Linked DNA regions of Mus musculus: all the other regions are linked to region 2. A link is a loop called in an ENCODE intact Hi-C map of the cell type or tissue named here. Cell type or tissue: heart. All regions are shown on one strand. Each heading gives the region's core, and the rest is flanking DNA. Links, peaks and the distances in the headings are about the cores only.

Region 1 (6,327 bases), core at 571-5,570, 690 kb after region 2:
AGCCAGAAACAGAGAGCACCTGAGCCCTATCTGCCCATCAGTCACACTGACACACCACTAGATACTGACGACAGTCCACTCACTTTTCTCCATCTGCATGCCTCTTGGTCCAGTCCCCATCACCTCACATGGAACAGTGACTGTATTAACTTCTTGAATGTCTCTCCAGGTCCCACTTCCTAAATGTTCTCCTGGCTTCAGAAAAAGCAACTTTCCTAAATCATAAATCACTTACTGTGTCTGTTGTCTACATCTTTTTTTTTTTTTAAAGATTTCTTACTGCATTGAAGATGTTTATTTCACCCTGGTTTTTTTAAACAAACAAACAAACAAACAAACAAACAAACAAACAAACCCTGAGTTGTCCATCCTCCTCTCTCATCCAATCACATTCTCCCAACACTGTTTCTTTCCCAAGGTTAGCTCCCAGCCTGACCAGGTATCTCCTACACATGTTCAGCTCCCTGTTTGAATGTCAGTGCCTCAGACTAGCCTCTTTTGGCTCCTTCTGCCAAACCTTTTCTTTTCATCACAAATTATAACGGTGAATGGGGTTCCCCCCCCTCTTATTTATAACCTCTTTCCCTCATGAGGTTCTCTGAGGAGATAAGACACTCTAACTTAGTAAAGTATTCCTCTTTCCACCAAACTGGCCAGTTCACTGTAAGCATCTCTTGGTTGAACAGAGAACTGAGAAAGATCTTCCCTTTCAATGACAATATTTCTACATTGTCCAGCTATTTCCACGGATGCTGCTGCAATGATAATGTGTGCTGAAGTCTTTTTCTTTGAAGTTTTCCCAGGTTTGGGTCTGGGCTTGGCAACTCTAACTACAAGGTCTCCATCTTTCCTTCTCACACACTACCCTTCCGCTTAGGCATGCAGAGTTTTGACAGGTAGGCATGTTTCTTAATATACCTGACAACACCATCAGGATCTCATCGGGGACTTCTCTTGTGATGTCCATGGAGAGAATTCAAAGGTGACCCACAGTTTAGGGTAGAAGATGATACAGTTTATTCCAGAGAAATGCTAATAGTACAGTAACCAAAGAGACAAGTGCACAAACTTTAAGCCCCTGGAACAGTCAGCTTTCCTAAGAGACATCTTTTTCTTTCCAGGTGATTGACAGGCTCATTTGGATCAACACGTGCGTGTGTGTGTGTGTGTGTGTGTGTGTGTGTGTTTTGATAAAGCTTAGTTGACAGAACCAGATGACAAGCTACTTTTGTTCCTGGGTGTGTTCTTTGATGATCCTTGGATCAACTCTGACAGGAGCGGGTATTAGTGCACCCTTGTTCCTGTTCATTTAGACGAGGTCTCATGCATTCTGTCTGGCTTCAATCTGGAATTCGTTATGTAGCTGAGGATGACCTTAAACTTCCGGTCCTCTTGCTGTCTCTTCTTGAGAACTGGATCATAGGTGTGTGCCTCTGTGACTGTTTATGTGGCGACTTGCTCTTTATCAGAAGGTTTCCTGCTATACAGTAACCTTATAAGGTTTAGAGTTCCTGAGCCAGGTTTTCACGGTTACCCATTAATCATATCCTGGCATTTCAGAGCATCGCACCAGGGCCAGAGATGTGGTGAGGAAGCTCCAGTTCTTTGCTTTTCCACGTTGCTGATTCTGAGAAGGTAGCCCAGCCTGAATGTCCTCTCATCCTGCTAATATCTAACCGGCTACCTAGCAACATGATGGTTGTCCTACTTCCGTTTCTGGTGCTGGGATAAAATATCCCGATATAAAAAAACAACTTATGGGAGAAAGGGCCTATTTTAGCTCACAATTCCAGCTTATAGTCCATTATTTTGGGGGGAAGTCACACTGGCAGGAGCTTGAAGCAACTAGTCGGAGCACATCCGCAGTCTAGAGCAGAGAGAAATAAATTCACCTGTGCTTGCTTGCTTTACTCTAATACAGCCCAGGACTCAACCCCAGAGACACTGCATACAGCGGGCCGGTTGGCTGGGTCTTTCCACACCAATTAATCTAAGAAAGAAAAAAGCCCCTCCTAGGCATGCCCACAGGCTAGCCTGATCTAGGCAATCCCTCACAGAATCAACAAGGATTCTGTCCCTTTCTAGGTACTCCACTTTAGGCAAAGACTGTAGCCTGCTTCTTAAGCTCTAAAATGAGTTAATAATAGAATCTGATAGGTTTTCTTGAGGATTTAATGAGGTAATGAATGTAATTATAATGGCAAGCACAATGCCTGACCTGAAACAGATGCTTGGCAGCCACTAGCTCTTACGAATAATGTTTTATTCAATCAGGAAAGGCAGGTCTAAATGCTGAGGAAGCTCAGGGCGAGGTGGGAACGTCTGGAGAGGTATGCATTCTGTTTCTGGTGGGGTTTTTTCCTTGCTTTACTTAATACAGCCTAGGACCCAAATGCCAGAGAATAGTACTGTGTACACCGAGCTGGGTCTTTCCATTTAACCTAAGTAGGAAAAAAGCCCCTCCAGGCATGCCCATAGGCTAGCCTGATCTAGATCAGCCTAACCTGATCATAGCTGGCACCCCCACACATTGTATCCAATACTCCATGATTCAAAAGGTAATGAACGAGAAAGTGGTGGGCTTCAATTCCCAACCCTATTAATACCACAAGATTTGAGCTACATAAACCACTAGTATGAAATTGCTGGTATTCATTAAACCTTGACAATATGAATTATGTTTAGAAATAATGAATACACACACATATATAGTGTTTTGTTTGTTTTGGCTGTTTTGAGACAGGGTCTCAGTTTCTAGCCTAGGCTGGCCTGAAATAATATATTTTTAAATTAAGTCACTTGCCTGGAGGTCGGCCTCGTACTGGCATTTAGTGACATCTCAGTAAAGGCAGGGCATAGGCAGTATGAACTTTTTACACCGTGATTGTTTCACAGGAGTGACAACTGCGAGAACTTCTCATTCCCTTCGTCTGCCCTCACTGTTTCACCAGGTTTGGGTAGGAAGCACATGCCTGGTGTTCTGTGGAAGTGGTGGAGTGGGAGGAGGTTAACTGCAAGCTTTATCTCTCTCTGCTGCCAGTCGTCCAATTCTATGCTTTTCTCTGACTTTCATCAGTGATGAGGTCATCCCAGCGCGAGAAAAGCAAACTCCTATCTTTCAGATTCGATGAAGGCTAGCATTGTTTAGTCTGCATAAATAGAGGCCAGACCCATAGAGCCCAGGAGGCAAGCGGCTCGCCCTCTAGCGGTTTCACTGGCTAATGCCGGTCACTCACCGGAGCACTGACAGGAAGGCGGGAGCGTGAGGGCTAAAATGTAAGTTAAAATTAGATCAATAGTCAGCTTGGCTGTCTCAATCAATGCTTCGCAGGGAGAGCATACAACCATCTATTTATAAGCTAAACCCGGTATTATCTTCCTCTTTTAGGACGCAGAGATCCATTACTGCGCGCGGCAGGGGAGAGGATGCTGCGCGGAGGTTCCTGCCACTTTACAGCTCACTGGCTCGCGCTACCTCACCAGCCTGGGATGGGACGCTGCTGAAAGACCAGCCTAGCCTTCGGCTCTTCTCTCTGCGCAGGACCTTAGGGTCCCGTGCCCCTGCTGTGTCCCCTAACCACTCACTCTCGCCAATCCCGTGCAGCAATCGACCGCATCCTAAGTTTTAAATTGACAAGGTCAAATAGGGAACCTAGTGCATGGGTGAGTTTGCGGAGGGGTATAGGGCAAATGCATTAAAAATAACAGAACTCAAGGGCCCTCCTACAGAAACAGGCCACACATCAGCTGGATTCTAAACACAGGCTTGACTGCCCTTTTAAAAGGTTTTCCAACTAGCTCCCCCACTGACCTGAATTATTCATCCTTGCTCAGGCAAATGTTGCTGTCAATAACTGGGGTTCCTCCTCCTCCTCCTCCTCCTCCTCCTCCTCCTCCTCCTCCTCCTCCTCCTCCTCCTCCTCCCCATCAAAACAGGAATAGATATAGATTTGTGTAGCAGGCCAGTGAAGTTCTTAAGTTAAGGTCTGGGAGAGGTGGAACTCCACTAGCCCCAGTCTGCCCCCCGGGAAGGTATCTCTGATACACAAAATAGATCTACAGGAAGCTATTGTGTTGCTGTGGTTAAACTGCAGTTTTTCAAATGAGAGAGAGAGAGAGAGAGAAAAAAAAAACAGAGACAGAAGGGGGGGGAGAGACAGAGAGAGACAGAGAGACAGAGAGACAGAGACAGAGAGAGACAGAGACAGAGAGAGACACACACAGACAGACAGAGGGAGAGGAGGGACAGGGACAGAGAAAGAGAAAGGAATTTGATTTGGCGCCCTCACAATGCAAGATCAAACCATAATTTTTCAGAAAAAAAAACTTGTATCATATATATATATATATATATATATAATATTCTAACTTTTGTTTTTCTGTATCTGGAATTTTTCTTTCATAAGCATGCACTATTTTTATGATAGAAAAACTTTAAAGGCCTAAAGAACTTTAATATTAGCATAAATGTACATTAAGTATATTTTTAGAGTGGATCTATTAGCTGCTATATCATTTGACATAAAAGGCTTTTGAACTAAAGATAGGAACTGTTGTATTCTTTATTTAGAAATAGTATCTTCCATCCCCTTCCAATTCTTGTTGGCTTACCTCCAAAATAGTCTGCATCTGTCGCTTCCTCGCCATCTTTGCAGCTCCTCTCGGGGACAAGCCACCATTCATCAGCTTTCACCTGGATACCCAAAATATCTTGTCGGCAGTTTCTTACTGCCACCTTTCCCCAAAGAGGGGCTTCACTTGCCACTGTAGCAACCAGATTGGTCTTTTAAAATGTAAATCAGATATTCCTTTTTTTTTTTCTTTTCGAGACAGGGTTTCTCTGTGTAGCCCTGGCTGTCCTGCCTTGGTTAGATGATGTTCTTTCCCATAGCCAGAATGTAGTCTGCTGGGGTTTATCTTCAGGGTCATTTTGACTGGGCTTGGAATGACCTGGGAGTTGTGTGTCCCTTGGATGTGTCTGCTTCCAGAGAGGTTTAACCAAGGAGGAGCTGAGGTGTGTCATGAAGGCAGGTGGTATCATTCCATGGGTTGAGGTCTCTGGCTGAATAATCAAGGGAGGCTGAAGAAATGGCTGGGCAGTTAAGAGGGCTTCCTGTTCTTGCAGAGAAACTGGCACAGTTCCCAGCACCCATGCTGTGGGACCTAACAATCTCCTGTAACTCTGATGCCACTGGCACTTAAGTCTAATGAATACATAGGCACACACAGACACTCCCATACACGTAATTTAAATAATGAGCATGCACACTCTCTGTTTTCTGATGAAGGACACAGTATTATTCATACATTCATATATGGGTGTCTAGACCCCTACACTCCCTGGGCCATACTTTCCCATACCCTCCTTCAAACAGTGATCAACTACAATGACTACTTCCTTAAGTTGTCTTTGTATCTGCTCATAGACACAAGAGAAGCAATGAACACATGTGCCCTCCGGTTGCTGCCTACCCTGCTGTATCTCAGACAGCGCTGGAATCCGGCTCCACCACAGCACATTTTCATCATTTCTCCATGGGGCTCGAACCTTTCAGCTCCTCCTTTCTCCAGTTCCAGCCCTGGCTTTTCCCTTTCTGTAAATGACCTTGGATATCAGACAGTCTCAAAAGCGCTTCATATCATTCTACTCTGAGCTCATAGAGTAGGGCCCTTCTGCCTCTCCAAAATTTAACCACATTGTTTTGTTTTGTTTTATCTCACAATGCTTTATTTTATGTAGATGGATTGACTGACTGACTCTGTGTGTGTGTGTAGTGTGTGTGTGTATATGTGTGTGTGTGTTAGTACACATGTGTAGGTCCAAGGGCAATGTGTGTGAGGGATTTCTTTTTCTCTTTCCACTATGTGAATCCCATGGATCGAATTCAATTGTCCAGGTTTGGGGACAAGTGCCTTTACAAAATGAGCTACCTCCTCAGACTAGCTTTTATTTGTTTAAAACATAGCAATGATCTACCATTGCAATTTAGTTTGTTCTCACACATTACAGTACAAGCCCCATGTCTTCCCTGTTCTCGACCTTCTCTTTGGGTTCTAGGATAATGCCTGGCTTATACATGGCATTCAACGAGTATTTGTTAAACGGATTATTGGTTGTGATTTCCTAGTCACTGGCTTCTAAATGCTACTTGTAATATTCTGAGTATTCGCCTTTGAATTTTAAATTTATTTGTATGCCCATATGCTTCCTCTTCTCAAGTGTGAACTCCATGAGGTGGGATCGCATTTAGTTCATTTCATTTTCTACAGCCTTATGGAGTCTGGCACATTACAGGTGTTTAATATATTTGTTGGGTAAAAATTGCC
Region 2 (6,327 bases), core at 933-5,932:
AACATCTCCCTCAAGACATTCCACTTCCATCAGCCATAAAAATACACAAACACATTTTATCAAAGCAAGTGATGGTTTGTATATGCTTGCCCTAGAGAGTGACACTATTAGGAGGTGTGGCCTTGTTGGAGTGGGTGTGTCACTGTGGGCGTGGGCTTTAATACCCTATTCCTAGCTGCCTGGAAGCTAGTTTTCTCTTAAAGGCCTGCTGATGAAGATGTAGACCTCTCAGTTCCTCCTCCACCATGCATGCCTGGATGCTGCCATGCTCCTGCCTTGATGATACTGAACTGAATCTCTGAACCTGTCATCCAGCCCCAATTAGATGTTGTCTTTATAGGAGTTGCCTTGGTCATGGTGTCTGTTCACAGTAGTAAAACCCTAACTAAGACAGCAAGTAAATTAAATTCACTATCCATGAAGTTATCTGAGTAAATAAATAAATTTATGATGCCTAAGATATTTAGACACTTTATTTGTGCTTCTCTTTGCAATGCTCAACCTACCTTACTGTGTGATATATATACAATCTGTATTTGCTTTTAGCTGAAAGGAGAATGGTCAGGAATTCTCATGAACTGGAGAACCTTCTGACTACAAAAGGTGCTGTGTGATGTGAACACTGGTTTACCCTTAAACCATGCATAAAGTACAGTTATGTGGACAAAATCCTGGTGAAGTTAGAGTGATTGACGAGTGTTTCAAGGCTGTGAAGAACTTCACAGAGGGCCCATCCTCAGCTGCCCGTGGCTTCGTTCTTTTACCAGGTGACCTGAAAGACAACCTTAAGATTAGTATAAAATATGTTTTCTCAAAATTATCCACCACTCGTTGGAGTCTGGGTATGTAACTATCACCAAAGAAATAACTGGAATCACATCGCATTCTTGCATGAAGCTGCTTGGATCAGCATTCAGTCAAATTTTGGAAGAAACATCCTACAAAACAATAGGGGGACATTTCTATTTTCCATTCTGTTTATTTGTTTGTTTTTATTGCAGTGCTGGGGATAAAACCCAAGGCCTTGTGTACATAGGGCACAGTGTCAATCATTGAGCTACCTCCCAGATCAATGGAAGTTTTTAAATATGTTCAAGAATTTCATAAATGTATATAACATGACTTGACCGTATCCATATCTTATGACTCAGTCCCTGCTCCCCCTAGACTCCTCCACACCAAACACCCTCCCCACTTCACGTCTTCTTGGTTTGGTTTTTTTTTTTTTAATAAACTATTGAGTCAAAAGGGATAATCATACCTTCAAACATAGGGAACTGACGAACAGTCCCACCCTGAAGGCGGCTCTTCCCTTCCCCAAGCTGCTATCAACTGCCAATAGCCCCTCAGCCAGAGGAGAAATCAGAATGTTTTTAGTTTTGAGAGAGCCTTCCATGTAGCCCCAGCTGCCATGCATATCACTATACAGACTACATAAGTAATTTTTTTTTATTTTTTATGTCTATGTGCATTGGTGTCTGGTCTGCAGGCATGTCTGTGTGAGGGAGTCAGATTCCACTGGAACATAAGTTACAGTTTCGAGCTGTCGAGTGGGAACTGGGAATTGAACACAGATCCTCTCGAAGAGCAGCCAGCGATCTTAACCACTGGGCCATCTCTCCAGCCCATGCTGTTTCTTGCTTTTAGGAGAAGAGTTGCTTTGTCACAAGAGGGGACAGGCTAATGTGCAATATGTCCCTAACAGGCAAAGAGCATCTTTCTGTCCTTGGGAGGAGCAGAGCCTGTGAGTGTGAGGCTCTGCTCACCCACTCCTGCCCCTTGTACCTCTTGTAGCAGGCTGCTGAGGACACAGACAAGCAAACCCGGACTGTAACTCACCTTCATTCCAGTCGGCAGCATTAATGTCAAGAGAAAATTGAGCAATAGAAACCCAGGCAAAGTACGAAAGGCCCAATCACAGAGACCTGATCTGTTCTGCAAGTGAGATTTCCTGGAACTTGAGCAAATGCAACTCACAGTCGTACGCGTGAGCTTTAAAGTTAGCTTTGAACCTAATCCAGTGGTCATAAGGACTCACAGTAAATATGAAATAGACGTGACATGATTAACAGATGACCCTTCCAGTTACAAATGAGCTCTGGGTGATAAGCACACCTCTGCATCAATTATAAAAATCAGTCTCTCGGATACAAATTACTTTTAAACACCTAGAACCCTGGAACAAATTGAATTGAGAGGGGATGCTATTTAAAAGTAAGCATCATAAAGATGATTTTGAAAATATTTTCTGGAGCAGGAGACATGGTTCAGTGGTTAAGACTGCCTATTGCTCTTGCAGAGACCCGGGTTCAATTTGCAATACCTACACAGAGATTCACAACTATCCAGTCAGACCCTGCTCTTCATGAGCTTCTGTATGTATATGGTGCACATAAACACATTGAAGCATATGTGCACATAATTAAATGATATTTGACATGTATGGGCACTGTGCATGCATACCTATGCATGGATGTTATTCAATGACAGAGTTCCAGCATCGTCAGCATGTGAGTCCCTGAACCTCAGAAGGAAAAAAAAATATAAAACTTTAACTGGAGTACATCCTGTAGGGTGCTTAGAGAGAAGATTTGTGGCTCACCAACTTATAGAAATTTATGGACCATTGAATGCTTACAGTTTTTCTTTTTCCTTTTTTTAAAAAAAGATATACAATTTACATATGCAATTTACAAATTAAGTAAGACAGTTAATTGGTAACAACTTGGGTTATAAACAGCCCCCAAAGACAGAAGAGAGTGCCAGAAAACTGTGAACTTAGCACAGTAAAACAATGGTAAACTGGTATTTATTCAAGAATCCTAAGTGTAAGCTCTCTTTTGAACATGGGCTTCACTGTCATCAGGCCTGTGGAAAGGAGTCAAACTTGTAATTTCCCACACCGAGCCTTCCTCAGGTACCCTACACTGATGTAATAAGGATGTGAATAGGCAGAAGGCGGAAGAATTGGCTCTAACCATGTGACTCACAGAGAAAGACAGTGAGCTGGCTCAAATGCTGAGTAAGGCTCTAGCATCCGCAGAGCCTCAGGCCACTTGGCGGATCCTGGTACCTGCTGCTTCAGCCTACTGGGTGCTGGTTTGCAGGAACCCACACAAGTCAGGGCGTGGAAGCCTGGAACTGATAACACCCAACACCTAAGCTCGCTCAGGTCCTCGCAGTTGCTCCTGGCTGACATCCAAGAAAGAGACCCTGACCTGTTTGGATGTCTAAGAACCACTCAGGAAATGAGATCCATGGGTTGTGTGCCGGGGACCTGCCGTAGAGGCCCCAATCCAAATCCTAATCGCTTTGAGAAACATCTGTAACCAAATCCAGCAGCAAAACCGAACCTCACAAAGGACCCACCCAGGTTCCTCCATGAAGTGTGCTTCTGCTCGAGCACCTAGGGGAAGGCGACAGGGTTTTATGGGACTGACTGCCTTGACCTTGCTGCGTGGACATCGCCGTCGCCTACTCCTTTTGTACTTCTATTGCCTCCGCCTTAGTTTTTAATCTCCTGGTTGTTTTTACGTTACCTTACTGACCTTGTGTTTTGCTTCCCTCACAAACTTGAAAGGGGAACTGAACTCATAAGAAAAACGAAACAAAACCCAAAACGAAAAGCGCCCCCAAACAAGACAGAAACTCTAATCGTTTCTTTTATTCGGAGTCTCTGAACCGGTCTGTTCAAATCTTCATTAACTTTTCTGAGAGCGAGCAGGAAACACGCAGTGTTTCCTTACTGGAGAAGGTTTCGTGGCTGGAGTCAATGCTGCCGCATGACCAGCAGGGGGCAGTAGCACACTAAGAATGCAGGAACCGTCCCAGGCTGTGCGGAACACTGTTGAAGGGTTTGCGCTGGTCTGTGTAAGAGCGATGAGCTCAGCTCCGATGAAGTCTTTTGTTTTGTGTCCTATTTTACAATGCACGGTTCAGTTTTCCATATGAATTGTGACTTAGGCAGACTTCACTGTGACAGCTGGGCTCAAGAAAATGAGACGTAAAGAGGAAAATGGAAAAGGGAAAGAGGAAGTTCAAGTGTTTCAAATAAACTACGTAGAGAAGGCAGAAGTAATTCCCCCGTAGAGATACAAAGTTTGTCCCTTCGCTGTTACCATCCTTAATTCTGCCCTTCCGTTTACAAATTAAACTCATCCTTGCTTTCTCTCTTTTCCTGCTACTTTCTTTGCCATACAGTTTTCTGTTTTGTTTGTTAAGGATTTGTGCTTTTAAAAGATAAAGCTAGTTTAAACCAAATGGCTTCAAAAGATCCTATCATTTCTGAATACAGAGAGTGGATGTTTTTGTGCCTTTTGAATACTCGTTAGTCATTAATGTGTATGTTGCAACAACAAAAATGTCCCCTGTAGCCGTAAAGCTTTGGATAAACAGCCCAAAGCTATCGCTGAGATCTTTATCTGAGGACCTGGAGGTAGAATACGAAGTTCACATTGAAACATCAGAGACCTGAAGATCATTATAGTCAAGGATCATTGGGGTTTGGAAGGGTAAAAGGTGATCAGGCATCCAAGCATGGGGATTCTGCTGCTGCCGGGCCTCAGCCCACGCTGTTCCAGGAACATTCTTGCCTCATTTATCCAAAACACTCGTTCCTTCACCAATCTGAAGTGTTTGTGCAAAAATCACATTCTGGGTGGCTTTTCCCAACCACTTCTGTAAAGGGATGGTCAACTCTCTCCGTAGTCTTTCTTATATGAATCTTGGTCCACTTTTCTCAACAATAATGGCTATTAAATGTCACATTAAACATTTAACATTAGACATTTAAATATTATAAATTAGACAACTGGGACAGAATCCATCAGTCAACTAATGTCTTCACTCTCTATAAAAGGGGAAAACTAGGGTTGATCCCAATAAAACCACCACCCTGCCACACATAAATAAAACCACCACCCTGCCACACCCAAAGACAACAACAAAAGTAAAAGTAAGTCAGGAATGATGAGAATTTCAGGAAAAAAAAAAAAAAAAAAGATGGATGACAGACAAAAAATAGCAAGAAAATGCTTATAAAAAAGAACAGAAATTTTCTTAAATAAAAAAAGAGAAACTTAGACCCCAAACCATCTAAATAAAGCACATCTTAAGAATTTTTCCATATGTTGTGTTTTGTGGTTAAAAGAAAGTTATGAAAAAGTATATAGCCCATAATCATAAAGAAAGAATTACAATTAATTTAGAGAAAAATTGAAATACATAAATAATAATAGTGTATAACACAATCTCTTAAACCAGCTGCAATTTAACAAAATTATTTATTAAAATTGCCTAGAATTTACATTCAGAGGCAAAAATAGGCATACCTTGATAAAGTACATGAAGAAACATAACATGAACAATATTTTTTAATTAATTATATTATAAAACCAGAAACCACAGCCATCAAAACGTAACTTAAAAAATCCTCTGACCTTGAAAATTTTATCTATTAAATCTCAATATCAATCTCAGTTGATTCTGAGAATTTCTAGAAAAAAAACCCCACAACAATAATCTTTAAGATCAGCTGAAGAATGTTCAGAATAAAAATGAGAGATCATCAATACAAACTAGGAACTGAAATAAATGCGTTTCAGTGGGAGAGGATATACCTGCAGTGACCTGAGGTGCCAGGGTACATTGATAAGAAAGGGAGACTCCCCCGCCCCACCCCACCCCCGCTCAGAGGGAAAGGTGAATGGGGAGGGGAGGGGTCATAAGAGAGGGGACTGGGAAGAGGGGTGATTGCAATCAGATGCAAAGTGAATAAATAAATGGTAAAAGAAATAAATAGCCAGGCATAGTGGCGCACACCTTTAATCCCAGCACTTGGGAGGCAGAGGCAGGCATATTTCTGAGTTCAAAGCCAGCCTGGTCTACAAAGTGAGTTCCAGACATCCAGGACTATACAGAGAAACCCTGTCTCAAAAAACAAAAAGCAAACAAACAAACAAAAAAAACAATAAATAAATAAGTTAATTATCCCACTCAAAAATATATTTAAAAACAATAGTTTTTTTCCCGCAGATTTATTTAATTTTATTTTTGACTAAGCAACATGAAACAAATCCTAATAGATTAACCACATTTGGCATTTTACTAGGGAAAGGCAAACCATCATACAATGCAGGATTCATCCTTTTCAGCCTGAAAGAGAGGAGGTGAGATAAAATATTGGGTAAGCAAATATACTATCATCTTTCACGTAGAAGATTACTGTTACCACAAATTGGCTTTTATTTTTCTCTCTTTAAAAAAATTACATATTTTCTAAATATTTTGTGGAAGAGTCAGAAGCCATGCCAAGCCAATGAGCATCCT
Region 3 (6,327 bases), core at 571-5,570, 360 kb after region 2:
CGGCTTGTGAACTGTAAGACTGTAACAGAACCCAGGCCTGTCTAGATTGTTAGCTTGTAATTTTGTGATTTTGCTCACACAAATGTTGAATGACTTTTTTTTTTTAAAGTGTATTCAAGAGTAAAATACTGCCTGTATCTCAGAGTAATTTCCTTTCAAAAATAATTTATTTAAATTATGCTTGTGTGTGGGGTGGAGTAGGGTTGGGGGAGGGCTGGGGGGGACGATGTCAGGGTATGTGCAGGTGAGTGCAGGTGCCCATGGGAGCCAGAGAGAACCCTGGATCATCTGGAGTTGGAGTTAAAGGTTGTTATGAGCCTCCTCACAAGGGTGCCGGGGACTGAACTCTGGTCTCTATAAGAATAGTATGTGCTGTTAATCATGGAGCCATCTTTCTAGCCTCCACTTCTAACTAGAGGATAGAGTGTCTGAAATTACTCAACGGTTGTTAATTCTGGCTTAGGGATTCACCAAGTCTTTGTCCTTGGGACAACTCGTGAGTTTTAGTTTTCTTTTGAAGTCTTTGTGTGGTCTAAGTTATGTATATGTAGCTTGTTTTCTGTTGTACATATAGAAAATCCTTAATTTTAAAATGATTTATAGAATTGTTAACAGGGAAGGTTTTTTAAAAAATTTATTGTTTATTTTATGTTCAGTAGTACTTGTCTGCATGTCTATCTGTGTGCAGGTGTCAGAAACTAGAGTTACAGACAGTTGTGAACCACCATGTGGTTGCTGGGAATTGAACTCGGGACCTCTGGAAGAGCACCCAATGCTCTTAACCACTGAGCCACCTCTCCAGCCCAAACAGGGAATGTTAATTGAACAAAATTAGACACTGAGTAAATCTGTGATTCAAATTTACTGGGTTTTAGTAGTTTTAAGGTATAACTTGCTATTCAGAGGATTGATCAGTCAATTGATTTATTGATCTATCTGTGAAGTTACCCATTTTATTTTGGTTTTCGTTTGTTTGTTTTTGTCTTAGCATTAGGGTCCTAAGTCTGTAGTTTAGAAGACGACCAAAACTTAACTTGTTACTTTTTTCCCCTAAAATTCCTTAAAGACATTAATTGGTCTGTTCTTATAATGCTGTTGATTAAACTCAGGTCCTTGTGCCTGCTAGGTGTGGAGTCATAGACTCACATTCTCAGCCTGAAGAGACTTATTTTTACAACATCTCTGAAAAACATATATTTGTTTCTTGTAAGCCTTATTAATTAAACACCAGGATGGAACCTTAAGGCCCTAGCCTGTGGTAAAGGTGAGACAGATGGACTCTAGTGTAGTGTTGGTTTGGATGTGGAGCCCAGTGGACTCAGCTAGCTAGAGGGAAGCCTGCATTTGGTCCATGTATTTGTCAGAAAAATGAAAGAAGGAAGGGTTGGAGAGGAAAATTGTTCTGCTATCTTCCTAGAAGGCACTGAAGGCTTACTAGTCTTTGGGGACATTACTCAAATTGTCTAAACATCAGGGTCATCACCTGTAAAGTGGGAAGATTATAGTACCTGCCCTGTTGGCTGCTAGTGCATAGGAATAGTGTGACAAGGAGTACTAAGAGATGTGCAGATCGCTTTGCTACTTCTTGGCACAACCATGTTTTCTAAGTAATTGATAATACGATGTAGTCGTTGTTTTGATGTAGTAATGATGGATGAAAATCAATGCTTGAAGTGCATTGGAAGCAAAGGGAGTAGAACGCAGGAAAGGACTCGATAAAGGCTTAACAGCTGGCCCTGGGAGCCGTGAGGAGGCACCGGGGAAACGGGTCATGCCCTCCCTTGTCCCAAGGAAGTAAGGCTTTCAGAGTGGCTTACACAAATCCCACACTTCTGGGTTGTTTGTTTTTGTTTGTTTTTATTCAGCGTATTTGTTTTGATGAACAATGAACGTGTGCTATTTTAAACTCTTTTGGTATTAAAGTGTGCGTCTTTGGTTCTGACTGAATAAGCTCGTTATCAGTACTTTTTTGTGTGGCTCGTTAGTGTGCTGTCTGAGCAGTTACGCTGCTGCTCTGTTGTATAGAGTCACTCTTTAAGACAAACAATATCTGGAAGCGTGGCCAGGTACCTTCACTGAGCTGGAAGAGGGAGACATGGGGGGAGCAGTCAGGAAGCATGTAGGTGGGAAGGGTTTCCTGTTTCCAGGCAACAGCAAGGCGCTACAGACGGAGAGCAACTTGAATATAAATTCATTCAGGAGAGGGCATTTTACCACCCTGCCTCCTATTAGGGACATAGACTGTGGGAAAGAGGGTGGGGTTTAAACTTGATTTGTCAGTAGTTATCTAAAGCCATTTCTCATGAGCTTTTGTGTGTTTTACTGAAAATATGGTGGGCCAGTGACTAGGTTAGAATTCTACGGTATTTTCAAAGCAGCAGCATCTACATTTGCCTTTTACCCCCCCTCTGGAAGCACGGGGTTTCTGTGGCTTCATTTTCCTGCCAGTCTGCTTGAGAGCCTGAGATGCTCTTGGGCCCTACGCAGTCTCTTTCTCTAACTCCATCTGCAGGAAGGAGGGGGAAGCGCAGCGCACTGGCGCCAGTGGAGGTGCCACCTGACTCTGAGGAGCCAGCAGAGGTTCGCAGGAGCCAGAGAGCCCTCGCTGCCCTGCTCGTGCCATTTCCCCTCCTTATGAAAGGAAAGACAGTGGTGGCAGAGGCTATTTGCACTCTAGCTAGAATGGTTCATTTTGAGATTTTGGAAGTAGGTGGTTATTTAAAATTTGAGGCCCCTCCTCAGTGATTTTATATCTGGGGGTGTAATCTGTGGCCATTATGGACCCTTGTTCTTTACTCCAGCCTCCTTGTTAGGGAGAGAAGAGCTCTCTCTGTGTGCTTGCAGAGCGCAGGGCCTCTTTCAGATTGCATTTTCTCTGGAGTTGTTAGTGTGAGTGGCTTTCCTCCTAAAACCTGCTTTCCATTGTTTATCTTACTTCTTGGGATTAAGTATTTTTCAGAATGGAAGTCAGATGAGTGGTCTTGTCAAGGCAGATCATGCACAGATCGTTCTTTGGTTAGACATGGAGAGGAGAGCAGAGCAGGTGCTGCCTACGGTCTTGGAGCCGTGTGTGTTTATCACTCCATTAGGAGCCTGCCATAGTCACTTGTCCTGTGATATTTGGCTACCTTAAAAAGACTTCCCACTTAAAGGGCTACAGAGACTGTGCTGCGGCTTAAGCAAACACACAAGGTCCAGGCTTTATGTAGGATCCCCTGTCGCCATGCGTGTCCAGGGATGAATCACTTCTTGAAGGGTCTAATCTGTCTCCTTATTGTCCTCTCAGGAAAGGGTCACATTATTTAAGTGTAACTTCTGAAAGCCTGGCAGGCCTTTTCAAGGAAATGTTGATGGATGCTCTGTAGTCCCTCCCATCCCAACGGACTTCTTTATGTTTCTTTCTACTTAGACACTTAACCTATGTTTAGGGCGCCTCTTTTATTACCAGAAAGAAAAAGTTAAAAGAGTAATCCTTACTATTGATACGGCTTGTTCTCCAGTTTGATCCCTGGTTCTTTAATCAGACATGAAGTTTCCTCTTCTAGTCCCTGGCCACATTCAGTTGTTTGTATATAAGAACAGTAACAAAATCCTATTCTTAGTGAATTAAAAATCCTTATTCGTATTTTCCGTAGGCCTTTAAACTGTTTTAGGATTCTGAGTTAGCAATCTCTGGAATATCTTTGTTGATTATGTCATTGTTTATGGTGGTGGATTCCCCATAACTGGATTGTATTTGAGAAGTTTATTTCTAAACACAACAGATATTAAGAAAAATATTTTTAAGTAAAATTGGTTGCTTAAGTTGTTTTGTAGACAGTTTAGATAATTTTAATTATCAGTTTTATATATTTTATGTATAGAAAATCATAAAAAGATTATCATTATAAATTGGAGACCCATGCTTATTTTTATTTATTTACCTATCTATATGTATTCTTTTTTTGCTTGTTGTTGTCCTGATTTTAAAGAAGTGACTCTGTTACAGTATTTTGAATAAAAGGAGGCTCTTAAGTGCATTGGATTTTTCTCAGTTAATTTTTGAGACAATTATTTTCACTGTCTCCTTTCAGCATTGCTCTGATTGGTAATTCTTTTGGATGTACAGCATCGCTTTTTTATCATATTCCCAGATTCATGCAATAAAATGTACTTAGAATTTGTTTTATTGTAATGTAGATAGTAGCAAGATTTCCTATTACATTAGTAAAACATTAGTTTTTGATGTCAATTATATTAAATGTGAATTCTTAAATTTATCAAAACTATATCTGATATGTAGGTGTGTTATCAGGAAAATGTATCCCAAGGTTAAAAAATGTTAGGGAGTATTTAAAGTAAGAGGAAATGTCATGGTTTTAGTCTTCTATCATTATGCAAATAAATGTTCAAGTTTGGAAAACCTAAATTCAAGGTTCTGAATTTTCAAACAAGGTAATGGCTTTGTTTTAAATATCTTCAATTATATTATCATTTATTGAGCTTTGTATAATAGTTATTTTTATACAAACACTGTTGCTGTTGTATGCTTTTGGTAGCTTGGAGTAGATAAAAGGGAAATTCAATATCATATCACCCCTGCCTCCACCCCTGCCCACACCTTGCCCTCATCCCCCACTCCAGTCCTCCCAGGAAAGGAATGGCCCTTCTTGAGTTTGTTTGCTTATTTGTTTTTAGACACTCTATAGTCCTGGCTGGCCTTGAATTACAGAGGCCGTTCTGCCTCTGCCTCCCCAGTACTGGGATAAAGGTGAGGAAATTTGTAAATAGGCAAGGTTGGCCTTGAAATTTTGACAGTCTCCAGGACTCTTGAGTGCCACCATACCTGTCTCTTATGATTCTTAGAATGTCTCTATTGGTGATCCTTCATTTGTACCTGGCTCTTAGTCAATCTGAATTGAAAATCTCATATTTTCTTCGTCCTTCTGTTTTCAAATGCTAACAATGTTTTAAATATGCTGAATAGATAGTAACTATGGTCTTAAGCAGAGAATATTTTTAAAAGTAGCTTTGTAAATCGAATTGTATGCCATATTATAACTAGTGGTTTGTTAGCTCTCCTGTGTTGTGGATATGAGCTGATCTTCAGTTTATGTACCACATTTGCAGTGTATGCTTGGTATCCTTGAATTTGCTGTGTCTTTTATTAGGCTAACAGGGGTTTAAGGTAAGGATATGAGTTATGCATCAATAATATAATTTACCAGGACTTGTGCAGAATTTATAGAATTTAATTAAGTCGTATTGGTAATCATAGAGTCTGTCCTCTGAGAAATACTTGTTATGCATTTTTTAGAAAAGAATAATGGAGTATTATTAGTAGTACTGTTATCAGAATTTAATAAAGTTTAGATCACCAGTATATAGTATCTCTGCATTGATAGTGTATGCCTAAGGGCTGAAATGTTTCTGTAAGAAAAGATTCTGGAACTTAAAATTCAAAGATTGAAGCAGAAGTAGTTATTTCTTAGGTTGTTCAGACACTAGATATTTTGCCCAGCTTTTTGATTAATAAAATATTTGTGTTGCAGAAGCATTTTAAATGTTTTCTATAAGTAGCAAATATTGAGCAAATTTTGAAATATTTTAAAAACGATTTGTGCAACTTTCATCTTGAATTTTTAGTTGTGGGTATCGTGTTTGGGAGCTCTTAAAACATTTTTCTGCTTTTTATGAAGTTATTTATTCTCAATTACATAGATGACATTTATAAGACTAATGAGTTTTGTGGTTTTTTTTTGTTTGTTTTTTTGTTTTTTTTTGGTTTTTCGAGACAGGGTTTCTCTGTGTAGCTCTAGCTGTCCTGGAACTCACTCTGTAGCCCAGGCTGGCCTCAAACTCAGAAATCCACCTGCTTCTGCCTCCAGAGTGCTGGGACTAAGAGCGTGTGACTTAACGAGTTTTTAAAATGTTTCTTTTCTATAGAAGCATGGAAGTTATGTGTTTAGGGTTATAAGTGTCCTATCCTGGCAGCTAAGGGACTGTCCTTGAAAATCATAGCCATTCAATTGCCAAACAATACTAATTTTAAGTCAGCTTCTAGGCATGAATTGGGTTCCTTATTGTGAAAGTAGTGTCTTGCCTCAAGGTTGTTGGCGCTTAAATAAGGCTTTCTATGTCAATGCATTGTTGTGGGCCTATAATGTACCTGGTACTTATAATGGGTAGTATTTAAGTTCCAGAAGTTTGTGCTTTCACAAAGGTCTCATTAGTGTGTGTGTGTGTGTGTGTGGGGGGGGTGGTGGTGGTAAGAGGGTGTGTGTGTGTTTGCCAGAGCACAACTTTGTGGTGTTGTTGTGTTCTATCTGTTTGTAGATTCCAGAGATC

What was found. A loop is a pair of places that touch in the nucleus more often than their neighbours do. Peaks named below come from ENCODE experiments on the same cell type or tissue, not always from the same donor. Only the 100,000 strongest peaks of a DNase experiment are listed, where the experiment ranks them.
Region 1: a loop joins it to region 2, with 11 times the contacts of the local background. A loop is called at or near these places in 9 of 42 quality-filtered maps.
Region 3: a loop joins it to region 2, with 5 times the contacts of the local background. A loop is called at or near these places in 29 of 42 quality-filtered maps.

The regions. Positions count from the first base shown.
Region 1 is chr16:50,043,102-50,049,428 of GRCm38, reverse strand. It overlaps Gm4827 (predicted gene 4827), which reads left to right. Exons shown (of 4, transcript NR_045935.1): 2 at 3,389-3,663. Among named protein-coding and RNA genes, the nearest start is that of Gm32101, 3.4 kb to the left of the region's middle. In heart, for the core only: a CTCF peak has its summit at 3,211; a DNase peak (open chromatin) is centred at 3,208; H3K4me3 peaks cover 796 bases.
Region 2 is chr16:50,734,433-50,740,759 of GRCm38, reverse strand. No RefSeq gene overlaps it. Among named protein-coding and RNA genes, the nearest start is that of Dubr, 4.8 kb to the right of the region's middle. In heart, for the core only: no CTCF peak of the experiment used is centred there; DNase peaks (open chromatin) are centred at 3,089 and 3,829; H3K4me3 peaks cover 1,778 bases; H3K27ac peaks cover 1,708 bases.
Region 3 is chr16:50,377,339-50,383,665 of GRCm38, reverse strand. All of the region lies in intron 2 of Bbx (bobby sox HMG box containing), which reads left to right. Among named protein-coding and RNA genes, the nearest start is that of Bbx, 52 kb to the left of the region's middle. In heart, for the core only: a CTCF peak has its summit at 2,520; a DNase peak (open chromatin) is centred at 2,515; H3K4me3 peaks cover 995 bases; H3K27ac peaks cover 557 bases.